Linked DNA regions of Homo sapiens: region 2 is linked to region 1. Evidence: chromatin loops called from intact Hi-C (ENCODE). Cell type or tissue: dorsolateral prefrontal cortex. All regions are shown on one strand.

Region 1 (4,000 bases):
AGAGCAGGTGTCTGAAAGGCATTAGATTGTTGGGATTAAGAGCAACTGCTGCGGAATCCAATGGAGGAGAGAGTTTGTATCTGGACTTCACTTAAAAAATTACCTTTGCTTGACTAACACAAGAACAGAAAACCAGACACCACATGTTCTCACTCATAAGTGGGAGTTGAACAATGAGAACACACGGACACAAGGAGAGGAACATCACACACTGGGGCCTGTTGGCAGGTGGGGAGAAAGGGGAGGGAGAGCGTTAGGACAAATACCTAATGCATGTGAGGCTTAAAATGTAGATGATGGGTTGATAGGTGCAGCAAACCACCATGGCATATGTATACCCGTGTAACAAACCTGCACATTCTGCACATGTATCCCTGAACTTAAAGTAACATTTAAAAAAATTATCTTTGCTTTTTTTTAAAAAAATTATTTTTATTGATACATAATAGACATACATATTTTGGGGTACATGTGATAATCTAATACATTCGTATAATGTGTAAAGATCAAATCAGGGTTATTGGGATAGCCATCACCTTAAATATTTATCTTTTCTTTATTCTAGGAACATTTGAATTACTTTCTTCTCGCTATTTGGAAATGTACAATAGATTAATGTGAACTATAGTCACCCTACTGATCTATTGAACATTAGGTCTTATTTCTTCCATCTAACTGTATATCCATACCCAATAATCAACCTCTTTTAGCCGTGTGAGGTTTGAGAAGGTCGCTCAACCTCTTGGTGCCTTTCATTTATAAACAAGAATGATAAAACCTGTTCGTTAGGGTGGTTATGGGATTGAAATGAGATTAGGGGGGTAAATGCAGAGACTGACACACAGTAAAAGCTCAAACAGTGCAACTCTTTATTCTTTTAAGTGGATTATTGGGGTCTGAGTCATGCGGTAGGAGACAGAGCTGGAAAGACACACATGGGTTCCCATGTGTAGCAGCTGGTAGACAAAAAGGTGTCTTAGTTTGGGAATCCCTAGAAGCAGATCCTGAGAGAAATATTCAAGGGCAAGTGATTTATGTGGGAAGTAATCTCAGGACTTCTAGGTAGGGGAATGGGGAACTGAGATGGGAAGTCAGGAAGAGTGTGTACCGAGCTAGCAATCACTGTGGGAAACTGGATCTGGGATATTTGTCCGCCATCATTGCTAGGAGGGCTGCTCCTGGGGTATTAAGCCCTGCAGACACTTGGCCCACTCCAGAGAAAGCTCTCAGGAAGAGAGAAGCAGGTGCTGGCCACTGGGAGCCAGCTAGCATCAAAAAGTGGGAAGGTCTGAGGGACATCAGTGGGACACACAGAGTGTTTGCTTGGCAAGATTTGCAGTGTCTCATCCAGCCCCTGCCCAACCAGATTCTCCTGCTGGCCAGTGGCATTTTACTTCCTAGGGAATCAGCAATGCTAGTTTTCCTTCTTTATCTTCTGGTCTTTGGTCTTGTTAGTTCTGGGATCTCACGTTTGTGGGAAACAAGACTCATGGGTCACACTCAGCCTTTGGACACACAGGTGTGGATGCTCTCCTTGGCAACATCCTTCTCTCCAGGACAGCACTCTGTGCAGCTGCACAGGTCATGGTGAGGAGATGGGCTTGAATGGAAACTTGCAGGCAGCCTCTGAGGAATCCTAGGACAGGAACAGGTCTGGGGCCCAACTGGCCACACCCTGAAGATGGACATGAATGGGTCGCTTAGTCAAAAGGGCATCTGTATCTCCATAACTCCCCCAAATGACTGTCTGGAGCACACAGCTGAGCACGGGACAGCTTTCAGAAACACTGACTCACTTTTTGGGTTCTTTGAGGTTTCTGCTTTAGAGAATGGGGCATTCTGCCTGTTGCTGCCAACTATGACTTCACACTGCACAGAGCAGCTGGCTGGGAGAGGAGCCCTGTCTCCCAAATGTGGAGATGAATGATTGAAGGGAAAGGCCAGGAGAGAAAGTCAGTGAAGTGGGGGAGATGTCGAACGGAAGTGAAGTTGAAAGAGCCTGAGCAAGGCTGCTGAGATACAGGCTGGTGGAGAAAAAAGCCCCTCGTGCCTCCCCGCTTAGGATTGGATTAGCTAGGAGAAGACCTGGAAGGCAAGAAACGAAGACCAGGAGGAAGGCTCCTGCAGGTTTTGGCCAGCAGTAGTCAGCTGGAGAATGGCTATTAACAGCTGTTTGGGGGTCCTAATCTGTGGAACCCTGACCTTCTTCAGAGGAAAATAGATCTTCACATTTAGGCCTTGATGTAGTCTTTTTTTTTTAGGAATCCAGACCTGTTGGAAGGGCACCATCTATGACAAAGAAATGAGGGAGGAAATAGAAGAGAGAGTGACTTGGAACATCATTCAAATGTATTTTATAAAGTTGTTATCAGTAAGAAGAGCTCTGTATGCCCTATGCAAGCATTTATTCCAGGGGTGTGAAAAGAACCCCTTATGAGCAGACCCAGTGGACAGGGGCTCCTTGGCAAACAGGCAGTTTCCATTAAGAAAAAGCCCAACATCATGGTGGCCTGGCCCTGTGTTCTGAAGTATTCGGACCCCAAGACATCTGCAGGCAGGGCTAGCACCTCACAGTTTTAAGTACAGGGAACAGCAGAGACTCAACCTTCTCTGCTGGGAGGAATGGCCTTTGTGTCCAGATGGCGTGAATTGGGAGTGTTTTCCTCAGGGATCATTTGCACCTTAACCTCTCTGCACTCCTGTAGCATGTACGAGGTGTGCAGGAGGAGAGGGTTTGTTGTCACACAGGTTCCTTGAGAGTCTGAGCTGAAGACTACTGTGAAGTTTATTACCATTATAGAATTCAGATGCAAGTCCTGTGCTGGCCTAGGTTTTGAATTCTTGAATTGCACATGATATGGTGGCTTCACACACCCTTAGAACCGAGGGACAACACCCATGAGACCCGTGGGTGGTAGGTGTCTGCACACTTGTAAATGCAGCTTTTAGTCATTTTGAATTACCAATGGCATGCTGGTGAGGAAAAGGAATAAAACTATCAATAGGTGGGCTCAGGTCAAAGGGAAACTAACCAGCTGCTGGGCTGGTCCCCAGAGTCTAGCCAGCACTCCCATTCCAACATATCATGGTGGGTAAGATATCAGGGCTTGAATCTGATTGGGACTGGTCTGGCTGACCGTGGTGCCTAATGTGGTGGATCTGGGAAGCACTCCTGTTGTTAACCGAAAATTAATAATGCGGCGTAGACAGGGATCTACATGGTTTGAGATTGGTCCATGAGCCATTAGCAAGATGCTGATGAGAAAGTGTGAGCAGGACTTGAGTCCCTCTGCCAGGAAAAGGAAAGATGATGGTGTGCTCGCTGCATTGTTAGAGCCTAGCTGAGCAGCTGGGATTTGGGCAGAGCTCTTGTCCCAGATTTTCAGCATCTCATTGAAGTGGCAATCAGAGCCTGTGATAGAGACCCTGTCATATTGCTAAGGCGCTTCCAGTAGGCTTGGAGGGAGGGCTGCAGCTTGGTGGTTGTATTAGTCTGTTCTCCCACTGCTATAAAGAACTGCCTGAGACTGGGTAATTTATAAAGGAAAGAGGTTTAATTGACCCACAGTTCCACATGGCTGGGGAGGCTTCAGGAAACTTACAGTCATGGCAGAAGGGGAAGCAAAAACATCCTTCTTCACATGGTGGCAGGAAGGAGAAGTGCTGAGCAAAGAGGGAAGAGCCCCTTATAAAACCATCAGATCTTGTGAGAACTCACCCATTATCACGAGAACAGCATGAAGGTAATTGCCCCATGATTCAATTACCTCCCACAGGGTCCCTTCCATGACACGTGGGGATTATGGGAACTACAACTCAAGATGAGATTTGGGTGGGGGCACAGCCAAACCATATCAGTGGTGCAGGAGGGGAAATCTCTCCAGGAACACCAGATGCCAGGCAGAGGGAGCTGGCACATAGTAGGTGCTTATAAATAAATGAAGTGGAGTTCCAGGCCATACCTGCTGTTGGGATTAGGCCTGGATAAATCAGCCTGACC
Region 2 (4,000 bases), 57 kb after region 1:
CTCGAAGAGCCTACTTGGGTTGGTTGACACAGAGTGTACCATGTTCAGTGAGAGCAATTAACCCTTTTGCTTGACTTCGGATGCTCTTTCTGGGCACAATCTATTTCAGAAGACAGGAGTCTCTTCTTTTATTATGACTTAGTTTTGTGATCTGTAGATAATTAGTTATAATAGTATAAATACTTATAATAAAGAATTTATAATAAATCACATTCATAATATATAACTTTATAGACTATTAGGCATGCTTTCATTTATATAACTTTAGATTTATCATCATAAGAGTCATAAGAGGTAGATATTATTATTCTCTGCATTTTATGGGTGAGGATTCTGAGGCTTAGAAAGACACGTGAGACTCAACTAAGATCACATTTCTAGGGCCTAGCCAAGCTGGGACTTGAACCCACACCTTTTGACTTCAAGTTACATGTCTTTTCACCACTCATAATCTTCTTCAGCTTATTTGACTTGAGTACTGGCATGTCAAGGGGTTTGGGGAGGCCATATATTTTTTCAATCTGCATGTGGACTGCTTAGCTTTGCTGTGGTCCAAGGCTGATCAGGGCACCCCTATCCCAGCCAGCCATTCTGCACAAACAAAGGAAGGCCAAATGAGTGAACATTCGTGACCACTGCTGGAAAAAATAACTCATGTTGATGAGTGATTCATCGGGGTCATCTCTGTGCATGAAGGACATCATATTATGTTGAGGGTATAAATCAAGGAATAAATTGAAAAGGAATTGAGGCATGGATCAAGTTAGGGAGTCAGGGTTCCAGAGACACCGCTCATGTGTTCCCTCTTACTTGGTGACGCAGATCCAAATTCACTGAATGCTGATTGCTTTACTCTCTTTACCAAGAGGCAATGACCTTGGACCTCTGCCTATGCTGTTGGCCTTTCAACTTGTTTTCCCTTCACCTAGCAAGACCTGACTTCATGGATGCATCAAAACCTTACCTTTTCAGACCCAGCTCTTGATGCTTTACATCAAGCATCCCAGTAGCCTATCACCCCATGATGACCTTGTGTACTGTAGGTGGAAAAGGTAAATTAACATGACTACTACGATTTACTACTAACACTGATTTCTGAGTTCTTCCTCTGTGCCAGGCATTGTGCCAAGCAATCTCTTAAGTTGTATACTTAATTTAATTTAATCCTTATGGCAATTCCTTAAGGTAGGAATTATTACTATCACTTCACTTTGGAGGACACTGAGATGCTTAGCAAGGTTAAGTATACTGTTTAAGGTCACTCACTGAATAGTGGCAGTGTGTGGACCCAAAGCTTTGACCACTGTGCTCAACTATCTCCCAGTGTTTTCAGTCTGTTTCCAACACAAGGATCTATTCTACCATAATTTTAAAAAAAACACATGATTGTGGTCTTTCTTAAGTTACCCTAGAACTGACTGAGGGCCTTGGGGGATCTCTTTCTTGGGTGTCTTGCATGTAATTATTCTGGAACCCGTAGTCCCTTCATCTCAGGAGGCCAGGGATGGCATCTCTCCAGGGGACATAGGGGGTCTGCTGTTGGCTGAATTATTGAGAAAATGTTCAGTGCTCTTTCTAAAAAATTATTGGATGTGAAATCAATGGTGTGCTGCTGCCCTGGTGACCTGTTACGTGGAGTTTTAGAAACAGTTGTTCCGTGGATATATATTTAAAGAAAATGTCAGATTTCTCCCAGAGGATCATGGGATTCTGCATTCATCTTTGCCTGGGATCAATACACCAGTGAGTTAGATGTGACTTATGGAGGAATGAAGACATTCCCTCCAGTGTGAGTCAGTGTGTGAGTACCACCATGTCCATGGTGTGTTTTATTTCTGTCATATTGTTAACTAAGAAAAAAATCATATTGGAGAATAAAGAAGCCCCCCTCTAAGGAGCAATCACCCTGGTAGGGGTCTATTTTTTGAAGAAGAATTGAATCTTGGGAGAGGAAAATTCATCTTTTGGCTGGAGGGGCCGCGTGTTGGCTCTTAGCTGTGGTTATGATTAAAATCCAAACAATCCCAGTTCCTGGCAAATGGAAGAGGGGGTAGTATTTTCTTGTCTGACTTCCTTATTAGTCCACATGGCGCCATCTGCCATGAGCCATCTAGACTGCCAGGGTCTGCTCGATGGAGCCTGTGGGCTGGGGCGTGGGGATGGGTTGTGTATTTCCAGGAAGAAAGAATTTTGGCCCTGGAGGAGAAAGGGCTCAGTGTGTTGTGGAGCCAGGAAAGCCACAGGCCAGAAGTGTGAGGTTTAAGTGACCCTCTGCAGGGACAGAAGGGGCAGAGGGTGTGCAGCAATTCCTTAACATGTTTCTTTCTGTCACTAAGGACCTCTGCTGTACCCCAACCAGCCCCTCGCCCAGTAGAGGATCCTTGCTGTAAGAATGGAAGGGCTGAGTGTCCATGACTTTTCCAGTAGGGCAGAAGGAGAAGGAAGAGGCACATCTTGAGCATCTAATGTGTGTGAGGTTCTGTCTTATCCTTGGAACAATCCTACAGGGAGGTAGCAGTGTGACCAGTGTTACAAATGAGGGATTTGAGGCTCGGCTAAGTTAAACAGGTAGTTCAAGATCACATGGCTAGTAAGTGGTATATCTGGGAATGAGTGTTATGATGTTTAATATTATCACTACCCCGATCTGCTGTTTCCAAAGACCAGGCTGTTTCTCTTACCTGACTCAAGCAACACACCCTACATGCTCGGCCTCTCCTTCCAGAAGCCCCTCTCAAGATGTCGGGTCCCTTGAGTGGAATCAAAGGAAAAAAAAACAAACAAGTTACCATCTCAGAGTTCCTGCAGTGCACCAAGACCCTTCCTCTACTTTCTCTCATTTATTTTTGTGGGATGAGGGAGATGGTCTTGGCCAAGCCCCTGACTCACAGCTTCCCCTCTGTCCAGGGGGGCGTACCTCTTATTGAGTGAATTTGAAGCATCTTCGCATCTTCCATGACTTGCATTGGAGTAACCAGCACAGTTTCAATGGCACAGGTTGGAAAAATTTGACGTGGCATTGTGCAGTGCTCTCAGAAGTTTCTGGTTATGGCAAGATTATTTTTTTTTTCCTTGCAGAGAAGATGAGACCTGTCTGTCCAAAAATCAGAGCAGGAATCAGAGAGATTGTCTTAGAGATAAAGAATGAAGTAGGAAGAAAAGAAGCTTAGATTCTGAATCTCAAGATACAATTTAGGCAATGGGAAGAGGTCTCAGAGGATGTAGACCTACAGCACAGAAACACTCCAGCAGTGCCCTAAGGATCCTTAATGTATCTTGAACAGGCTTCTCTGAATACCCTGCATGCATGGAGCAGACATGATTAAAATAGATTGGAGTATTTCATTTTCTTTTAAAGGAAAGTGATAATTACCTCTAGTATCATTTGAAGATTTAATCAGCTTGGTAAAATATTAACTCAGTAGCGGGGATGGGTTTGGGCTGGTCCTGGTGCATTTCTCTTCCCAGTCTTGGCCGTGATGACTTTCTACCGTTCTTGGAGACGTCACTAAACAATAATGTTACTAATAGTATTACTATAGTGATCATTTCTGGCCTCTTAATAGCTTCTTTTTGTTCCCAAATCATGCTAACATATATTATCATGAATCCTCCTAATAAATTTGTGAAGAAGGAAGGTCAAGCACAATGATCTCCATTTTGCTGGTGTTAAAAGAGAACCTTAGAGAGTTAAGTTATTAGCTGTATTCATTTCCTAGGCTGCGTTAACAAATTACCACACACTTGGTGGCTTAAAACAATAGAACATTATTGTTTCACCATTCTGGAGGCCAGAAGTTTGAAATAAGGGAGTTGGCAGGGCCACACTCCCTTCAAAGGCTCTGCGGGAGAACCCGTCCTTGCCTCCTCCAGCTTCTGGTGGCTCCTGGTGTTTCTTGGCTTGTGGCAGCATCACTTCAACCTCTGACTCCATCTCACGTGCCTGCCATCCCTGTCTCTTTGTCTTTAATCTCCACCTTCTTTCTTTTTCTATTTCATT

The links. Hi-C counts contacts between places; a loop is a spot of excess contacts. Peaks named below come from ENCODE experiments on the same cell type or tissue, not always from the same donor. Only the 100,000 strongest peaks of a DNase experiment are listed, where the experiment ranks them.
Region 2: it touches region 1 in a loop (3-fold over the local background); 1 of 110 quality-filtered maps calls a loop at or near these places.

What each region holds. Positions count from the first base shown.
Region 1 is chr15:88,200,269-88,204,268 of GRCh38, reverse strand. The region is part of intron 3 of NTRK3 (neurotrophic receptor tyrosine kinase 3); the gene reads left to right. Among named protein-coding and RNA genes, the nearest start is that of NTRK3-AS1, 50 kb to the left of the region's middle. In dorsolateral prefrontal cortex, no CTCF peak of the experiment used is centred here; a DNase peak (open chromatin) is centred at 1,867.
Region 2 is chr15:88,143,231-88,147,230 of GRCh38, reverse strand. The region is part of intron 6 of NTRK3 (neurotrophic receptor tyrosine kinase 3); the gene reads left to right. It also overlaps the pseudogene MED28P6. Among named protein-coding and RNA genes, the nearest start is that of NTRK3-AS1, 110 kb to the left of the region's middle. In dorsolateral prefrontal cortex, no CTCF peak of the experiment used is centred here; no DNase peak of the experiment used is centred here.